2 separate regions of the Homo sapiens genome follow, and region 1 is linked to region 2. Evidence: chromatin loops called from intact Hi-C (ENCODE). Cell type or tissue: HepG2. All regions are shown on one strand. Links, peaks and the distances in the headings refer to the core of each region. The heading gives the core; the rest is flanking DNA.

Region 1 (10,206 bases), core at 777-8,776, 180 kb before region 2:
AACGATTTATGGCAATATAATGATAAAATGTTTGGGGCCAGCCATGGTGATTCATGCCTGTAATCCCAACACTTTGGGAGGTCAAGGTGGGAGGACTGCTTCATGCCAAAGTTCAAGACCAGGATAGGTAATATAGCGAGACCCAGTCTCCACAGACAAACTAAAAAAGTAAGCAAAGAATTAGCCAGGAGTGGTGGCATGTGCCTGTAGTCCCAGCTACTTGGGAGTCTGAGGCAGGGAGCTGACTGGAAAAAACCCAGGGCAGGGTTACAGTGAGCTATGATCGTGCCACTGCACTCTAGCGTAGGCAACAGAGCAAGATCCCATCTCTTAAAAAATAAAGGTTGAGCTGAGTGCAGTGGTTCACAACTGTAATCCCAGCACTTTGGGAAGCTGAGGCGAGTGGATCACCTGGGGTCAGGAGTTCAAGACCAGCCTGACCAACATGGTGAAACCCCATCTCTATTAAAAATATAAAAATTAGCTGGGTGTGGTGGTGCATGCCTGTAGTCCCAGCTACTCGAGAGGCTGAGGCAGGAGAATCGCTTGAACCTGGGAGGCGGAGGTTGCAGTGAGCTGAGATTGCGCCATTGCACTCCAGCCTGGGCAACAAGAGTGAAACTCCATCTCAAAAAAAAGTAAATAAAATAAAATAAATAAATAAATAAAGGTTGGACACAGTGGCTGACAACTGTAATCCCAACACTTTGGGGGCCAAAGTGGGCAGATCACTTGAACTCAGGAGTTCAAGACCAGCCTGGGCAACATGGCAAAAAAAAAAAACCCTACAAAAATTTGCCGAGCGTGGTGGCACACACCTGTAGTGCTAGCTACTTGGGAGGCTGCCAGAATACTAGTTACCACACTGTACATCAGATCCTGTACATTTTATTCATCTTACCAATAAAAGTTTGTGCCGTTTTACTAACGTTTTCCCATTTTCCTTACCCCCCAACAATTTAATATTAAGTCAATATTCAATTTCTGTGCTCAAATTCCTCTGATTATCCCAATTTTGTTAAAGTTGGTTCTACATTTTTTTTTGTTTTGTTTTGTTTTGTTTTGAGATGGAATCTTGTTGTTGTCACCCAGGCTGGAGTGCAATGGCATTATTTCTGCTCACGGCACCCTCCATCTCCCAGGTTCAAGCGATTCTCCTGCCTCAGCCTCCCTAGTAGCTGGAATTACAGGCGCCCACCACCATGCCTGGCTAATTTTTGTATTTTTAGTAGAGACGGAGTTTTGCCATGTTAGCCAGGCTGGTCTTGCACTCCTGACCTCATGATCCCACCTGCCTAGGCCTCCCAAAGTGCTGGGATTACAGGCGTGAGCCACCGCGCCCAGCCTACATACTGTTTTTGAAGCTAACTTTTCAGACTGGGTGCAGAGGCTCACGCCTGTAATCTCAGCATTTTGGGAGGCCAGGGCATTTGGATCGCTTGAGCTGAGGAGTTCGAGACCAGCCTGGCCAACATGGTGAAACCTTATCACTACAAAAAATACAAAAATAGCCAGGTGTAGTCCCAGCTACTCAAGAGAAATTGAGGTGAAAGGATAACCTGAGCCCAAAGGGTCATGGCTGCAGTGAGCCATGATCATGTCACTGCACTCCAGCCTGGGTGAAAGAGTGAGACCCTCACCAAAAAAATGAAATAAAGTAAAATAAAATAATTAAAAATAAAAATACCTTTCCCGAACTTGAAAATTCAAACATCAAATCTTAAAACATGATGACCTTTTTAAGGTATTTATACCCAATACAATTCTGTATAAAATATCTGGCTTCTCTAGTCATATAATTCTTAAAGAAAAATTAACAAATCATTTTCTTAACACTTACCATCCATATACAAGTAACCCATTTTAATCCTCAGACTACTGCAAAAGTTGAGTATTATCCAACAGGTATCACTATAACCATTAGACATAACTAGTAGAAGTATTGGAAATTCCTAATTAGACCATCAAGAACAAACCCTAAGGAAATAATGTCAATAAATACATCAATAGGCCGGGCGCGATGGCTCACGCCTATAATCCCAGCACTTTGGGGTTCGAGGCGGGCAGATCACGAGATCAGGAGTTCGAGACCAGCCTGGACAACACAGTGAATCCCCGTCTCTATTAAAAATATAAAAATTAGCTGGGTGCGGTGGCATGCACCTATAGTCCCAGCTACTCAGGAGGCTGAGGCAGGAGAATAGCTTGAACCCAGGAGGCAGAGGTTGCAGTGAGCCGAAACTGCACCACTGCACTCCAGCCTGGGTGACAGAGTGAGACTCCGTCTCAAAAAAAACAAAAAAATCAATAAAGTATTAAATACATTAGATATGGCAAATTTGCCTCAAATAACCAGCTATTATGTGGACAAGTGTTGACAAATTAGACAGTACTGAGTGTCTAGTTTGGAAAAGATTACCAAAATTAGTAAGGAAAAACATACTATAAGACTACAACACATTAAGATAATATGAAAAACAGTGACTCTTTGAAACATTCTGTATGATGAAAAATAAAAGCCTAAGGTAATTGGAAATAACTAATTAATCATTTAACATCCTAATTCAAAATAACAGCATATATTTATAAACTGGTTTTTCAAACCAAGTAAATTATACTTACAATTTTCCATCTTTGAAAGATCGAACAAGAATATTGTCCTTTTTTACAGCAATCTCATCACTACAATCAGGACAAACCACCTTTTAAGAAAAAGGGTGAAGCTATTATAACTAAAAGAACTCATAGATAGGTAAGTACCCACCATTTAAATCCTTTTAAAAAGTGTAAGCTTGAAGTTTAAAAACTAATTTTAGTTTGAGGGTAAACAGGCACACACACACACGTGGGAGCACACACAAGCAATTTTAAATTGGCATCCTACATCCTTCCAGCTGCTGGATAATCTAGAATTTTTGGCATAGGCAAGGCATTGAAAGCAGAAGCACAGCTATGACTAGGATGAAGCTGTGGACGAAGTTCTAGTCAGAAACAGAAAAAAGGTAGAGTTAGATCCTTAACTGAAGGGATACATCATGGCTAAGAAAAAAACAAGGGTCCAGAATTTCCAGAGCCTTGTAGGCCATATTAATTCTTAGGATAAAATCTAACATCTTTGTTGAAAGAATCTGAAACCAAAGAATGTCATAATAGATTTTCCTTTTAAAAATCTACTTTGGCTGCTATGAAGAAAATGGACCACGCAGAGGCAACTGTTCAAAGAAACTAAGCTACTGTGATCACCTGAGTGAGAGGTGGTGGCTTGGATGTAAAGTGGTGGCAATGGCAAATTAAAGGAATGAGAAATATCCAAGATAATTAGGGAAGTAGAAAGATGAACAATAAGAGGATGCTTAGTTTTCTGCCTTGTACAAATAGGCAGATGACAGAGTTATTCACTGTGAAAGAAAAACAACAAAAAAGGGCCAAGTTTGTGCATGAGGGAAGGGATAATAAGAGGAGTTTTGGGACTACTAAGTTTTAGGTGGCTAAAAGACATCCAAATGAAGACAGTGAACAGAAAAATCAGGTCTGGAGCAAAGCGTAGAGGTCTGGACTCAAGGATATAAATTTGAGAGCCCACAGCCTAAATATTAGGGGTCTAAAACTTGGGGCTTGTGAGCCAAATCCACTCATTACTTTTCCCTGATGAGCGAAGGATTTCGAAAACTGCACATGTGATAGCTTTGGCCAGTGATGACACTGGTGTATGAGTAAGTGGGCTCACTGTCCAGTTCTGCCACAGAACGACAATATGCATTTTATCCCATTCACCCATGTATGTTATTTTCTTGGTCACTTTATCTCTTTGCTATCTCTGCAAGGTGAAGCTTTAAAAGGAGATGAGATCACCGTAAAGAAAATACAGCGATACATTCTGAATCCTGAATTACAGCTTGAAAGGGTGATTAGAAGAGGAGAACCTGGTGAAAAAAACTGAAAAGGAGAACTGCATGAGCCATGGAATCTAAGATTTCCCCCTCTTAAAATGAAATTGGAAAATAAAAAATTGAGACTGAGAGTAAGTCTCAATTAGGATTAAACAATACTACTTATATTAATAAGCTCAGCACAGTCCTAGTCAGGGTAAATACTCAGTGCATGGTAGTTATTTATAGTTCCTGGGACTATGTAGTTGTTTCCTTTTTCTTTTTCTTTTTTTTTTTTTGAGACAAGGTCTCACTCTGTGCAGTGGCGTGATCACGACTCAATGCAGCCTCAACCTCCCAGGGTTCAATCGATCCTCCCACCTCAGTCTCCCAAGTAGCTGGGACTACAGGCACAGGCCACCCAGACCCAGTTAACTGTTTTCTTATGATGTTACTAAAACACTTTGAATTTACTCGATTTATAAAAATAACATAAATTAGAAACACAAATACTATTTGTGCGATTATATCAAGATTGGTCGATTTAGAACATAATTTTTCACTCTAGTTACCAAAAACTATCCATCACCGTCCAATGGATCTCAATTTTGGGAGGAGATAACATACATCAATAATTCTAAGAATTTAAAAACAACAGTGAAATGGCTGACTAAACAGATTACTAACCTTTCAATATTAAAAATCCTTAGATTTTTCATTTTCGTCAAAGAAACTTTTTAGTGATTATGGTGTGAGAAGCTTAAATTAATAACTCAAAACACTAATATTAAAAAATTTAATGTTCCTATTGAGAAAAAGACTTACAAAACAGTTGTGTGTGTGTGTGTGTGTGTGTGTGTGTGTGTGTGTTTGAGATGGGGTCTTGCTCTGTCACTCAGGCTGGAGTGCTGTGGCACGGTCTCAGCTCACTGCAACCTCCACCTCCCGTGTTCAAGCAATTCTCCTGCCTCAGCCTCCCAAGTAGCTGGGATTATAGGCTCCCGCCACCATGCTCGGCTAATTTTTGTATTTTAGTAAAGATAGGGTTTCACCATGTTGGCCAGGCTGGTCTTGAACTCCTGACCTCAAGTGATCTGCCCACCTCGGCCTCCCAAAGTGCTGGGATTACAGGTGTGAGCCGCCGCGCCTGGCCCACAAAACGGTTTTATAAAAAATATATATATATATATATATATATATATATTTTTTTTTTTTTTTTTTTTTTTTTTTGAGATAAAAGTCTTGCTCTGTCACCCAGGCTGGAATGCAGTGGTGTGATCTCAGATCACTGCAGCCTCCGCCTCCCAGGTTCAAGCGATTCTCCTGCCTCAGCCTCCCGAGTAGCTGGGACTATAAGCACGCACCACCATGTCCTGCAAATTTTTCCATTTTTAGTACAGAAGGGGTTTCACTATGTTGGCCAGGCTGGTCTTGAACTCCTGACCTCAGGTGATCCGCCTGCCTCGGCCTCCCAAAGTGCTGGGACTGCAGGTGTGAGCCACTGCAGCTGGCCTTAAAACATACTTTCAAAAGAAACTCACAAAGACTCCTAGTGCTTTAGAAAGAAAGAAAGAATCGCAAACACTGATGCTTTTTTTCAGCTTAATAATTAACCCAAAGTGTGGCAACTAACTTAACCCTGCTAATACTCAGTTTCCTTATCTCTACATCGGGATAAATAATAATACCTATCTCATAATAGGTGTTAGCACACTCCTTGTACATATAGGTATCCACTAAATGTTGGATACACAGGAAGGTACAAAGGTATTATAAAATATTTATATTTATTAAAACAAATAATTGTCCTCATTTTTCACTATCATTACAAGAGCTGACATTTACTGCATATTTAATTTGTGCCGAACACTGAACTAAGCAGTGGAGATAAAGAAATAAGACATGTTGACTAAAAAGGGTAAATGGACATCACAAGTAGAAAACAGTAAAAACAAAGGTAGTTCTATTGTTTCTTTTTCATTTGAGACCATGGTTACCTAGTTTAGCACAAAAACCACAAATATACAAAAGAGTTTATATATATTATGGACATAAGTTTTCATACAAATACATATAAACAAAGGACAGTGTTTTAATCCCATTTCTAAGTCTCTGCAATTGTTAGTCAATGAGCAGGAAAATGAGAGAATGAGAATAAAGAGTTAGCAGATTCTCAAGCACAAATTGTAGAGAAAAGTTTATTAATCATCACCGGGTGTGCTGGCTCATGCCTGTAATCCCAACATTTTGGGAGGCTGAGGCGGGCAGATCACCTGAGGTCAGGAGTTGGAGACCAGCCTGACCGACATGGAGAAACGCTGTCTCTACTAAAAATACAAAATTAGCCGGGCATGGTGGCTTGTCATACCAGCTACTCGGGAGGCTGAGGCAGGAGGATCACTTGAACCTGGGAGGCGGAGTTGCAGTGAGCCGAGATCGCACCATTGCACTCCAGCCTGGGCAACAAGGGCGAAACTCCATCTCAAAAAAAAAAAAAAGAAAAGAAAAGAAAAGAAAAAAGGAAAGTTTATTAATCATGAGAACAAAAAACCTCTACACCACTAAATGAGTCTATCTTTGTTAAATATTTTGAACAGAACTTGGTATATGATAAATGCATACCTAACAAATATGTGTTAATCTTGAGAACACAAAAATTTTATTGAATGTCATTAACATAAGGGAAAAAAGCATTAGAGGAGAATTTGGCTAATTATTTTTAGTAAGGGAGTGAGAACATACAAAACAGAGACAGAGAATAATTTTGACCCATTCTGTCTCTCGATATTTGAGAACAAATTAGTTGTCAAACGTGAGAATAGTACTTTCAAAGTGTCTTTTGTTTATCAGCGGATCTTCAGTTTATAGCTTATTAAATATGAAGTGAGGGGAGGACATATTTGTAAAAGATGTGGGCTGGGCTCAGTAGCCCCCACCTGTAATCCCAGCACTCTGGGAAGCCAAGGTGGGAAGGTCACTTGAATCCAGGAGTTTAAGACTAGCCTGGGCAGCATAGGGAGACCTCGTATTTACAAAGTATTTAAAAATTAGCCAGATGTGGTGGTCTCCACCTGTAGTGTGAGCTACTCAGGAGGCTGAGGTGGGAGAATTGTTGAGCCCAGGAGGTCAAGGCTGCAGCGAGTCAGGATCACACCACTGCACTCTAACCTGGGTAACGGAGTAAGCCTCTGTCTCCGGGGAAAAAAAAAAAAAGTGGATCTCACTGTTTGATGCAAATGACTCAATGGTCTTCAGATAAAATCATCATAGGACAATTCAGACATATCAAAATTTTAAAGAGTTCAAGATAATTCTTTTTTTTTCTTCTTTTTTTTTTTTTTGAGAGGGAATCTTGCTCTGTCGCCCACACTGGAGTGCAGTGGCGCGATCTTGGCTCACTGCAACCTCCGCCTCCTGGGTTCAAGCTATTCTCCTGCCTAGCTGGGATTACAGGCATGTGCCACCACAGCCAGCTAATTTTTTTGTATTTTTAGTAGAGACGGGGTTTTGCCCTGTTGGCCAGGCTGGTCTCGAACTCCTGACCTCAGGGGATTTGCCCACCTCGGCCTCCCAAAGTGCTAGGATTACAGGTGTGAGCCACCACACCCCAGCCAAGATAATTCTTAAGAGATACTGATTATTAACTTCAGTCTCCTACTTGAAATTTAAAACCTTAAGTGATTTATCCAATTATATGCTGTCCAGAAAAAAATGCATTCTTATTGCCACAGAGTTAAATCTTCATTAAAGTATCATATATAGCTAATTATTAGTTGAACCTCTATTTGCTTTAAGAGCTACAAATTATTTTGTCTACCAAAAGATTATTTGAAAAGCAGCCTAGTTATGTCCGTGAAAGATATTAGTATATGTTCCCTTTCTAAAAGTCAAAGAAAATGGTCTATACATGGCCCTTTCAACTTGCTAAAGAAGCTAGTGGTTACGAAAAACAGAGAGATAAAAAGCTCAAAAGGCTTTCTGTCATGTCTTAACAGTTTGAAATACAAGAACTTGGGACAATCATGAGGATACTCCTGATAATAAATCTTGAGTACCTCCTCAGAATCACAAAAAGGCAACGTGAGAAAACAAGGAAAAAATGCAAAATATTCAACCTGGAATCTAAGGAATTGCAATCTTTTGGAGAGAAAAACATTAAAAAGTAGGTAGAATTAACAATCTACTGTAGAGAAAATTGAAGAGTGGGGTAATGTATAATTGCAGTCATGATTATATAGGGAGTACCTAAAAGGCAAGATTAAGATCAAGGATGGAAACACCCTGATTCACTAAGTATGAGGAAAAGGTCTAGTTATCCCTGTCAACCAAGAAAGATTCTGTTGTTCTTTTGCAATCTAGACCTACATGGACTTAGGAGCTTTAAAAGTTTGCATCATGAATTTTCTACCGAGAGAGAGAGAATTCAACTTCCACATAGCTAAACCTCTAAGATTATCAAGATTTTGCCTTTCCTGAATGACATCAAGAGTTCTTTGTATTCAAAGACAACGTTGAAAGTAAGCTTAGTGTGAACTAAATAATGCTAAAAACATTTCCTCATTTTGTACCTATGAAAAACATTAGTAAGAAAATTGTTTTCTTCATAAACTTATAAAGTTTGAAATTAAACTCTTGTATACTGAAGCTACTCACCAATGCAGGAAACCACAGTGCTTTCTTTTTATCCAAACTAATGTAATCTACACATACAACTTTGCCTAGTAGCTCATCAATCTGTTTCCTATCATCCTCATCTTCATCACTGGAGGATGATGAAGACTCTTCCTCTGGTCTAGGGAGAGAAAAAAATAAAATATTTCCATTTATCCTCACAAAGAATAAGCATGCCAATGATGAATATAGGTATTCCCAAACTCTTATTACATTTCCTAAGACCTGTAAAATGGCTAATTTAAATCTTAAATCATTTTCTAAATTTCTAAAAAATAACAGCAAGAGTTTATCATGAGAGGAAAGCACATCATTTTCCCAAAAATATTTCTGGTTTATTTAGTGCTACTGTAAAAAATTGAGGAGGAAGATCAGGACAAATAACTGGTTCCCAAATCCTCAAAAAGGTGAAGGCCCCATATTAAACATCCCAGTATTACACTAAAATATACACAATCCCAATCTCAAATTAAAGGAATTCTGGAGACAGTAATTCTATATCTCCAGTACAAAGTTAATTTTAAAAGGTAGGAGAGCAGACCTTTATTAACTGAGGTTAGGTTGGGAAGAGGAGGCAATCTGAAAAGAGATCACCACTGCTATCCATAACAACAAATACACACCAATTAGGTATTCATAAAATGTCCAATAAGCCTCTTTTGTATGATGCTAAAAACTTTCAAAATTAAAAGAAAAACAGAAAATCCTTTCAGTAACATTAAATATTGGACTAGTAAATTAGAAAGATAACTGTCAGAAGAAAAAGGAAGTATCTGAAACCATCAACTTGATGTTTGAGGAAAGTGTAGTAAAAAGGAAAACAAAACAAAAAGCTATTCCAATTTGAATCTGATTCTAATAAAGAATCAGCACCAAAGAAAATGCCCAGAATGAGTAAAGACTAGGAAATGTTTGATGGACAACAACATATGTCCTTTTTAGAATGGCTATTATTGAATACCTACAAAGATAAAAGTGTTTTTCAGATAGTTTGCAATGATCAGTTTCACTGCCCAAAAAAGGAAAACTGACAGATTAAACTACTAAAAAACTTTAAACATGATTTACCTATTTAGTATACTATCTAGTATACTCTGAAGTTGTCTTTGATGCCTTTCCAAAAGTATGACAAAGTAACCGTCATGCCTTTATATTTATATATTCCAATATAAATGTAAACAAAGTGAAAACTATTTTTTTCTTTTTTGAGGCGGAGTCTAGCTCTGTTGCCGGGCTGGAGTGCAGTGGCACCACCTTGGCTCACTGCAAGCTCCGCCTCCTGGGTTCAAGCAATTCTCCTGCCTCAGCCTCCTGAGTAGCTGGGATTACAGGTGCCTGCCACCACGCCCAGCTAATTTTTGTATTTTTGGTAGAGAAGGGGTTTCACCATGTTAGCCAGGATAGTCTCGATCTCCTGACCTCGTGATCCGCCCACCTCGCCTCCCAAAGTGCTGGGATTATAGGCGTGAGCCACCCCACCTGGCCAAAAAAGTAAAAACTATTATAATAATATTAAGCTTTTTAAAGTGACATGGGGAATACCACCCCCTTGATTTCAATGATCAGTCAAATAACTTAAAAATTGTTCCCTGGCAGAAACAAAGCAAATCTTCAAAGCTTGCTATTGAATAGAAGTACTGTACTTTGGCTGGAAGTATTGTACTCC
Region 2 (10,206 bases), core at 777-8,776:
ATTTGAGGGGAATCCATAGAGTAAAGTGAAAGCAAGTTTATTAAGAAAGTAAAGGAATAATAAAGAATGGCTACTCCATAGGCAGAGCAGCCAGTAAACTAGGCTTGTAACTTAAGAGACATGTTTAACTTACAGAAACAAATCACTGATGTGTGTGTATAAGCCATGAGAGAGATATGGGACTTAATTTTGCTACAAAAGAGGATTTAATTTCCTGCATAATCAGCTTCCCCCTATTCCACTGAATTAATTTCATCAACATACAAGGTGGATATTTTCTCCTGTCTTAAGCAATCTCCCTCCTTTGACCCCTGTGCCCCTTCAGGACAAGGGTAGGCTGTGCTCACTTGCCTCCCAGTCTTTGGAACTCACCCTCGCTGGGCTTTGCCCTATTGCCCCACCCAGACTGCTCGTAGGAAAGGTTATGTTCATGTTGCTGGATTCAGTGGCAAGGCCTCAGCTGTTACCTTACCTGACCTGGTTTTAGCATTGGACATGGTTGTTGACTTTCTTCATTGGCTTCCAGGACACCACACTCTCCAAGTTTCCCTTCCCATCCCTTTCCCTTCCCATCCCTTTCCCTTCTCCTCCCCTTCCCCTCCCCTCCCCTCCCCTTCCCCCCTCCCCTCCCCTCCCCCTCCCCTCCCCCTCCCCTCCCCTCCCCCTCCCCTCCCCTCCCCCTCCCCTTCCCTCCTTTCCCCTCCCCTCGTTTCCATCTGTCGCCCAGGCTAGAGTGCAATGATGTGATCTCAGCTCATTGCAAGCTTCACCTCCTGGGCTCAAGCAATTCTCTTGCCTCATACTTCCAAGTAGCGAAACTCCAGGTACCAGCAACCATGCCTGGCTAATTTTTGTATTTTTAATAGAGGCAGGGTTTCACCATGTTGACCAGGCTGGTCTCAAACTCCTGACTTTAGGTGATCTGCCCACCTCAGCCTCCCAAAATGCTAGGATCATAGGGGTGAGCTACCGCACCTGATCTCAAACTCCTGACTTTAGGTGATCTGCCCGCCTCAGCCTCCCAAAATGCTAGGATTATAGGGGTGAGCTACCGCACCCAGCCCACACTCTCTAAGTTTCTAACTCCCTCCTGGCCACTTCTTCCCAGGTTGGGGATTGGTTTTAACTTTTTGGGATCACAAGTTCCTTTTAGAGTCTGATCATCACTGTGAACCCACATCTTAGAGAAAACTGTACGTATGTTTATGTTAACAAAATTTATCACAAATATTAGTTTTCATCCTTTTCAATTATTATTATTATTATTTTTTTGAGATGGAGTTTTGCTCTTGTTGCCCAGGCTGGAGTGCAATGGCATGATCTTGGCTCACCGCAACCTCTGCCTCCCGGGTTCAAGTGATTCTCCTGCCTCAGCCTCCCCAGTAGCTGGGATTATAGGCATGTGCCACCACACCTGGCTAATTTTGTATTTTTAGTAGAGATGGGGTTTCTTCATGTTGGTCAGGCTGATCTCGAACTCCTGACCTTAGGTGATCCGCCCTTTTCAGCCTCCCAAAGTGCTGGGATTATAGGCATGAGCTACTGTGCCTGGCCAGAATTATGGTGACTTCTAAAAAGGTCTGATTTCTTTCTTTAAGAGTTAATGGTTGTTGCCTGGGCAACGTAGTGAGATGTTGTCTCTTAAAAAAAGTACGAAAAGTGTTAGCTGGACATGGTTGCTTGTACCTGTAGTCCTAGCTACGTGGGAGGCTGAAGAGGGAGCATTGCCTGAGCCCTGGGAATTGGAGGCTGCAGTTAGTTATGGTTGTGTCACTGCACTCTCACCGAGGTGACAGAGTGAGACCCCCTTTCTTTAAAAAAAAAAAAAAAAAATTAGGCGTGGTGGCTCACGCCTGTAATCCCAGCACTTTGGGAGGTCAAGGCGGGAGGATCACTTAAGGTCAGAAGTTCAAGACCAGCCTGGCCAACATGGTGAAACCCTGTCTCTCCTAAAAATAGAAAAATTAGCCTGGGTGTAGTGGCACATGCCTGTAGTCCCAGCTAATTGGGAGGCTGAGGCAGGAGAACTGCTTGAACCCAGGAGGTGGAGGTTGCAGTGAGTCAAGATTGCGCCACTGCACTCCAGTCTGGGCAATAGAGTGAGATTCTGTCTCAAAAAAAAAAAAGAAAAAAAGTAATGATCGTAAGCTGAAATAGTGTTTATAATACAATTTTGATCAATTTATAGAGTTCACTGTTTCTTCTTTTTTTTTAAGTGACAAGGTCTCTCTCTGTTACCAAAATAAAAAATAAATAAGTAAATAAATAAATAAATGATTTTGTATATAATCCACCTACGATTTTTTTTTTTTTTTTTTTTTTTTTAGATGGAGTCTTGCTCTGTCACCCAGGCTGGAGTGCAGTGGCATGATCTTGGCTCACTGCAACCTCCACTTCCCGAGTTCAAACAATTCTCCCGCCTTAGCCTCCCTAGTAGCTGGGACTACAGGTGTGCACCACCACGCTGGACTAATTTTTGTATTTTTAGTAGAGATGGGGGTTTCGCCATGTTGGCCAGGCTGGTCTTGAACTCCTGACCTCAGGTGGTCCTCCTGCCTTGGCCTCCCAAAGTGCTGGGATTACAGTCATGAGCCACCGTGCCTGGCCACCCCCATGGATTTAATACTTCTGTTTTTTCTAATGTGAATTGTCAGTTTCATATTACTTGTTAGTTTATTTAAAGGGATTTAACATGCTTGCATAAGATCATAACCCTTTATGGTCAATCATACTGATTATATATTATTTTAGTATGTGATATTCTCTTTTATGCTAATTTTGATTTTTTAGCATGTAGAAATTTTTGAAGACCTTCAGAAAATTGTATTTATGGCCTTTCTTGGTGGGTAATATTTTCTGTGTTTCATTTGCTCTTCTTTACCAGGCACCCGACAGGAGGATCCTTTATTCGTCCGAACAAGGTAAATTTTGGAACAGACTTTCTTACTGCAATTAAGAACCGCTATGTGTTAGAAGATGGACCAGAGGAAGATAGAAAAGAGCAAATTGTTACAATTGGAAATAAACCTGTGGAGACTATCGGTTTTGACTCTATTATGAAACAGCAAAGGTAAGTGGAGTTTATAACGGCAGAGCTGACTTTTATGGTTTTATTAAGGTTCAGAATTGAAATACCCATGACTGTATATGGATGCTCATGACTTTGCTCCTAAACTGGTTTATGGTTCCACAGAAACGGAATCAAAATCTGAGGAATCCAAGAATTATTTAGGGAAATTAAAATTCTTATGTTAGCACAGGATTGGTAGATTTATCCAGTTTGCAATTGAAATATTTATTGGCCCATTATTACTATTCACATCATATTATCTCGTGTTGACTAAGTAACCAAGGCTGACGTTTGGGTTCTTTTCTATTTCATGGTGATGATGGTAAGTTGGGAATGGAAACAGCAGTCTGAATTGTTCCCTATGCCGTGGAGCGTGCTGGTGCCGTCTGTTAATAGTAGGGAGTAGTTCTCACCTCGGGCTGCACATCTTCATCACCTGGGGAGCTGTGGAACATGCGGCATCCTTGGTCCCATCCCAGATCTGCTCAATCACAATTTTGGGATATGGGCTCTAATGCATTTTATTGTATTGTATTGTATTGTATTTTTATTTTTATACAGACAGGATCTTGCTATGTTGCCCAGGCTGGTCTTGAACTCTTGGGCTCAAGTGATCCTTGGCTTCCCAAAGCACTGGGGATTACAGGGATTAAGCACCCGGCCTTAAAATAATGCCCTTTAAAACTGCTGCACAAGAACATTCTCTTTTCTCTGAAACTGTATATTGTGACTTTGTACAAGGAGGCTTTCTAGTCATTCCAGTGAACTGCTTGAATCAAAGAGAGAGAAAGATAGTATTTACACAAAACCAGTCATGGCTGCACAAGAACTGGCCAGGCCTTGCAGCTTCCTACTGTGGTGAGTGACTTGGACGAGGCATCTGGGTAAGGACCCCTGGTGGCCACTGTGAGGATAAATTTGTGGCCACTTGGAGGCCTGCAATATATTTTCTTTCAGTCTCTAAAAGAATTAAGCTATAGTTCTGTCCAAAGTAAATTTCTTTACTATCTTTTGTTATTGTTGTTATTAATAAAAGTGCACATGGGGACAATGTGGAAAATAAATACATTTCTTGGTACATCTACTCTTTAGCATACATGGCCCCCATTAAAAAAAACTCAGAATAAATCAAGAGTTTTAGAAAAAGGAACAAATGGACTGTTCTTTATAAAACAAGATACCTTTATTGTTGAGAATTTAGAAATTACAGATTGAACAAAAAAGTATCATGATTAATGCCACCACTTAGATATAAGTATCGTAAACGGGCTGGGTGCGGTGGCTTATGCTTGTCATCTTAGCACTTTTGGAGGCCGAGGCAGTTGGATCACTTAAGGCCAGGAATTTGAGACTAGCCTGGCCAACATGGTGAAACCCTGTCTCTACTAAAAATACAAACAATTAGCTGGGTGTGGTGGTACGCACCTGTAGTCCCAGCTGCTTGGGAGGCTGAGGCAAGAGAATCGCTTGAACCTGGGAGGTGGACGTTGCAGTGAGCCGAGATCATGCCGCTGCACTCCAGCCTGGGTGACAGAATGAGACTCTGTCTCAAAAAAAAAAAAAAAAAAGAAAAAAAAGACGTAACTATCATGAACAGTTTTTACTGTTTACCCTACTGATTTACTTGGATTTAAAGAACTACATGCTTCATAGGGTTAGAGTTCTTTGCTTTATTTTTTCCCATTTAAAATACAAATAGCCTGGGCAACATGGCAAAACCCTGTCTCTACAAAAAAAATAAATAAATAAATGCAAAAATTAGCTGGGTGTAGTGGTGCGTGCCTATAGTCCCAACTATTTGGGAAGCTGAGGTGGGAAGATCACCTGAACCCAGAAGGTCAAGGCTGCAGTGAGACATGATTGCACCACTGCACTCCAGCCTAGGTGACATAGTGAGACCTTGTCTCAAATGACACACAAACCAAAAAAAAAAAACCCCAAATATTTACATATCTCTTACCCAAAGGAAGCATTTTTTTAATTGGTTAATCTCTTTCTGAGAATATTAACAAATTGCAAATGGATTTTCGTCCCCTAGTTTATGAACAGCTATGTAACTCATGAATTTTTCTGTAAATGACCCTACTACTTGAGTATCATTGCATTTAATCATTAGCTAGTGTCTTTCTTGATTGAAAAGGTAAAATTTTAGAGATTCTGGAGTAATCTCATATGTTGGCTGGAGATTAGTCAATTCAGAAATTATGAGACAGCTTGGTGGAATGCAGCCAGTGTTGGAGTTAGGCTGGGTTCAGCCGCCAGCTAAGGCACTTTTGGCTCTGACAGAAGTTAGAGATAGCTGCTTATTGTTTCTAAGCCTCAGTTTCCTCAGTTACAACATAAAACCTAAGATATAAGTGCTGTTGTGAATAACAAATGAGATCCTACAATTAATGATAGCTGTCAGTTAGGAGTTGAAACCTCTACTTTAAGCCATTGTCTTATCTCATCAATAAAATCCAGCTGACCAGCTTTGAGATCGTACCACTAAGAAGAGACTTACTCAATAAAGGAATCAAAAACAAATTAAAAAATCCATTATGTATGGTTTCTCTTGGAGATGGCTTTGGCTCTGGAGTGATGCTTGGACTGAGATCTGAGTCCTCATGCTTAGTGCCAAGTTGACCTGGCAAAGAAGGCTATTTTAAATTTTAGGGGGAAGGAGCGACATCTGTCGGACACAGTGCAAACTACAGTTTGAAGTAGTTGCCTGTTTCATGAGATTCCTGTAGTTCTTTTCAATGATGTCATAAGCCTACAAAGCTGGCTTTTGGGCAATTGCCGCGATAAAACACAAGTATTTATGTACATCTATCATGCATCAATAGAAATATTTGTTTTATAAAAAAGCAAGTATCTCTTAAATCAGTGTGGAACTGGAAATGGAATTGGTGGCGTCCAGTCTGATTCCAGGGTTTGGGAAGTTGGGCAGTGCCCAGCAGACACTGAGTTGACAGGACATAAGTAATGATTAAGTTGTTTGGCCCTAACTACGTACTTAATTGGAACTGTGAGGTATTTATTTTGGCCTAAGTACCATGAAAAAAATTACTGAAACCCTAAGGACCGTGTGGCCTGAGAAAGTTTGGGACCCTCTAACCTTGAATTCTGCTGCTGCCTTTTGTACCCTGGTTTTTCTTTCTTTTTTTTGTTGTTGTTTCTTGTTTTTTGTTTTGAGACAGAGTTTCACTCTTGTTACCCAGGCTGGAGCGCAATGGTGTGATCTCGGCTCACTGCAACCTCCACCCTCCCGGGTTCAAGCGATTCCCCTGTCTCAGCCTCCTGAGTAGTCGGGATTACAGGTGCCCCCCACTATGCCAGGCTAATTTTTGTTATTTTTTTTAGTAGAGACAGGGTTTCACCATGTTGGCCAGGCTGGTCTCGAACTCCTGACCCCAGGTGATCCGCCCACCTTGGCCTCCCAAAGTGCTGGGATTACAGGCATAAGCCACTGCCCCCGGCCATGTATTTGTTCTTCTGTGACTGGCTTATTTCACCTAGCATAATACACTCAAGGTTCATCCACATTGCGGCATATGTCAGAATTTCCTTCCTTTTTTTTAAGTTCGCACAATATTGCATTGTATATGTGTGCCACGTTTTGTTTATCCTTTCATTTGTTGATGGACACTTGGGTTGCTTCCACCTCTTGACTACCAGGAATAATGCTGCTGTGAACTTGTGCATATACCGTGGCCTTTTAGAGATGTGAAGTCTGAGGCACAGAGGTGCTAATTCACTTCTCCAAAGCCAAAGGAGATGGTGGAATTGGGATTTGAACCCAGGTGGTCTGGTTCCAGATTCTGTGTTCTTAGACATTATGTATGCGGATTCTTTTCATGAATAGAAAGCACAAGATTCTCTACACTTAACAAATGGCTGCCGGAAGTATCTGGTCATGCTGAAGCTGGGTGCGCTCTCTAGGAAGTACCTTAGGGAGGCTTTTACATGTGAGTGCGAGAAGCACTCCATAGCATGTACTTCTGCGTGGTTGGGAACAATCTAAATGTCAGCAGAAGAGTATGTACATTCCTTGTGGTCTGTTCATATAACAAACGCTGTAAGGTGTGAAGATGAATGTCCTGGAGCTCCATGTGTCACCGTAGTGAAATCTCACCACTGAACAATAGACTGTTGAGGAAAAAGTCAGGTGCAGAAGGCTCTGCGGAGTAGAATACCATTTATATCAAGTTTCAGAATATTAAAAAATGCTGTAATTGTTTAGGGATATGGAAATATATGGTAAAAATATTAAGAAATGCTTAAGATTAAATAAACACCAAATGTAGTATAAGGCCCTGGGGAGGGCCGGGCGTGGTGGCTCACGCCTGTAATCCCAGCACTTTGGGAGGCGGAGGTGGGTGGATCACTTGAGGTCAGGAGTTCGAGACCAGTCTGGCCAACATGGTGAAACCCCGTCTCTACTAAAAACACAAAAATTAGCCAGGTGTGGTAGCAAGCGCCTGTAATCCCAGCTACTGGGGAGGCTGAGGCAGGAGAATCACCTGAACCTGGGAGGGAGAGGTTGCAGTGAGTCTAGATTGTGCCACTGCACTCCAGCCTGGGCAACACAACGAGACTCTGGCTAAAAAGCAAAAAGAAAAGTTTACCTCTGGGAGTAGAGGGAGAATTGTGTTTGGAGAGGGCCCCAGAGGACTTCAGTTGCATTTGTAATATTTGTAGTGCTCTTTTTCTTTTTTGTAATGCTTTATTTCTTAATTTGGGTGGTGGTTACTGGTATTTGTATATTATTTTTGGTACCCTTTTATATGTCTGAAATGTGTTTAATTTTTTAAAGGGCCAGTGGATAGCATACGTGCTTATGTATCCATGTGAACTCTGTTTTTCATGCAGTCAGCTGAGCAAGTTGCAAGAAGTTTCTCTGAGGAACTGTGCAGTAAGTTGTGCTGGTGAAAAAGGAGGAGTTGCTGAAGCATGTCCTAGTATCCTTTTCACCGAGAGCTTGTTATTGGAATCTGACTATGGATTTTATACCTGTGCCAGAGACTGCTAATTGCCTACCCATTGTCCAGTCTTGACAACTTCCTTCCTAATGCAGTTCAGTTTTGCTTGGTGTAGTTGGGGCCCAGATAAATTATTTACCTTCCCAGACCCCTTTGCTTGCAAGTTTGCCAGCATGTTCAGGTGGAAGTTTCTACACCGGGCTCCTTGAAAGGGGGCACACTTGGCCAGGCGCAGTGGCTCACGCCTGTAATCCTAGCATTTTGGGAGGCTGAGGCAGGTGGATCACGAGGTTAGGAGATCGAGAACATCCTGGCCAACATGGTGAAACCTGTCTCTACTAAAAATACAAAAATTAGCCGGGTGTGGTGGCGTGTGCCTGTAGTCCCAGCCACTCAGGAGGCTGAGGCAGGAGAATTGCTTGAACCCGCTAGGCGGAGGTTGCAGTGAGCTGAGATCGCGCCAGTGCACTCAGCCTGGAGACAGAACAAGACTTCATCTCAAAAAAAAAGAAAGGGGGCACACTTGTTTGGCCTCTGCCTTTTGCCTGTTGCTTTTACCCTTCCCCTGCCTTGAGCGGATGGAAAGCCCAGGGCTTTGGCAGCTGTCTTACAAGTGTGAAGAAAGCCATCCAGTACAGATTGGGAGAGCAGAGGAGAGGGAACCTGGGCTGCTGACTGTGTACTGGGAACCTAAGATGAATCTGCTTCAGCCCTGGTCTGTTTTCTCATGCAGTTCTTTTTTTTTTTTTTGAGATGGAGTCTTGCTCTGTTGCCTAGGCTGGAGTGCTGTGGCGTGATCTCAGCTCACTGTAACTTCCGCCTCCCAGGTTCAAGTGATTCTTCTGCCCTAGCCTCCCAAGTAGCTGGGATTACAGGTGCCCGCCACCATGTCTGGCTAATTTTTTTTTTTTTTTTTTTTGAGACGGAGTCTCGCTCTGTTGCCAGGCTGCAGTGCAGTGGCGTGATCTCAGCTCACTGCAACCTCCGCCTCCCGGGTTCAAGCAATTCTCCTGCCTCAGCCTCCCAAGTAGCTGGGGCTACAGGCGCCCGCCACCACGCCCAGCTAATTTTTGTATTTTTGGTAGAGACGGGGTTTCACCATGTTGGCCAGGATGGTCTTGATCTCTTGACCTGGTCATCCGCCCACCTTGGCCTCCCAGAGTGCTGGAATTACAGGCGTGAGCCACCACGCCTGGCCTCGTCTGGCTAATTTTTGTATTTTTAGTAGAGATGGGGTTTCGCCACATTGGCGAGGCTGGTCACGAACTCCTGACCTCAGGTGATTCCCCTGCCTCGGCCTCCCAAAGTGCTGAGATTATAGGTGTGAGCCACATACCTGGCCTCATGCAGTTATTTTTTAGTGGGAAAGACTCTGGTTCTGTTTCATGCAGCTGAATGCAGTTTGTTATAATACCCCAACAGAGGCTCTTTATGAAGTTTGGAATCTCTTTTCTCTACCTGCTCTTATTAGTGTTATTTTTGTCATATATTTCTTTTTTGCCTGTAAGCAAAAATGTTGGAGGTAGGTTAAAAGAAAATTTTAAGGATGGGCATGGTGGCTCATGCTGGTAATCTCAGCATGGTAATCTCAGCATTGGGAGGCTGAGACTGGAGGACTGTTTGAGACCAGCCTTGGCAACATTGCCAGACCTTGTCTCTATAAAAAATTAAACAAAGCAAAACAAAACTGGGTGTGGTGGCATGTGCCTGTCATCTCAGCTACTCGGGAGGCTGAGGTGGGAGGACTGCTTGAGCCCAGGAGTTTGAGGCTGTGATGAGCCATGATCATGCCACTGTACTTCAGCCTGGGAGACCCCGTTTCTATTAAGAAATTTCCCATGGAGGCTGGGCGCAGTGGCTCATGCCTGTAATCCCAGTACTTTGGGAGGCCGAGGTGGGCGGATCATCTGAGGTCAGGAGTTTGAGACCAACCTGGCCAACCTGGTGAAACTCCATCTCTACTAAAAATACAAAAATTAGCCAGGCATGGTGGTGCATGCCTGTAATCCCAGCTACTTGGGAGGCTGAGGCAGGGAGAATTGCTTGAACCCGGGAGGCGGAGGTTGCAGTGAGTGAGGTCATGCCATTGCACTCCAGCCTGGGTAACAGAGTGAGACTCTGTTTCAAAAAAAAAGAAAGAAATTTCCCATGGAAACCAAATAGACTTTCTTT

The links. Hi-C counts contacts between places; a loop is a spot of excess contacts. Peaks named below come from ENCODE experiments on the same cell type or tissue, not always from the same donor. Only the 100,000 strongest peaks of a DNase experiment are listed, where the experiment ranks them.
Region 1: it touches region 2 in a loop (4-fold over the local background); 3 of 110 quality-filtered maps call a loop at or near these places.

The regions. Positions count from the first base shown.
Region 1 is chr1:235,231,791-235,241,996 of GRCh38, forward strand. It overlaps ARID4B (AT-rich interaction domain 4B), which reads right to left. Exons shown (of 24, transcript NM_016374.6): 8 at 8,523-8,661; 9 at 2,623-2,702. Among named protein-coding and RNA genes, the nearest start is that of MIR4753, 47 kb to the left of the region's middle. In HepG2, for the core only: no CTCF peak of the experiment used is centred there; a DNase peak (open chromatin) is centred at 5,451.
Region 2 is chr1:235,411,549-235,421,754 of GRCh38, forward strand. TBCE (tubulin folding cofactor E) reads left to right here. Exons shown (of 17, transcript NM_003193.5): 4 at 2,885-3,070; 5 at 7,925-8,013. Among named protein-coding and RNA genes, the nearest start is that of TBCE, 49 kb to the left of the region's middle. In HepG2, for the core only: CTCF peaks have their summits at 3,961 (motif pointing left) and 5,732; DNase peaks (open chromatin) are centred at 3,933, 4,933 and 5,703.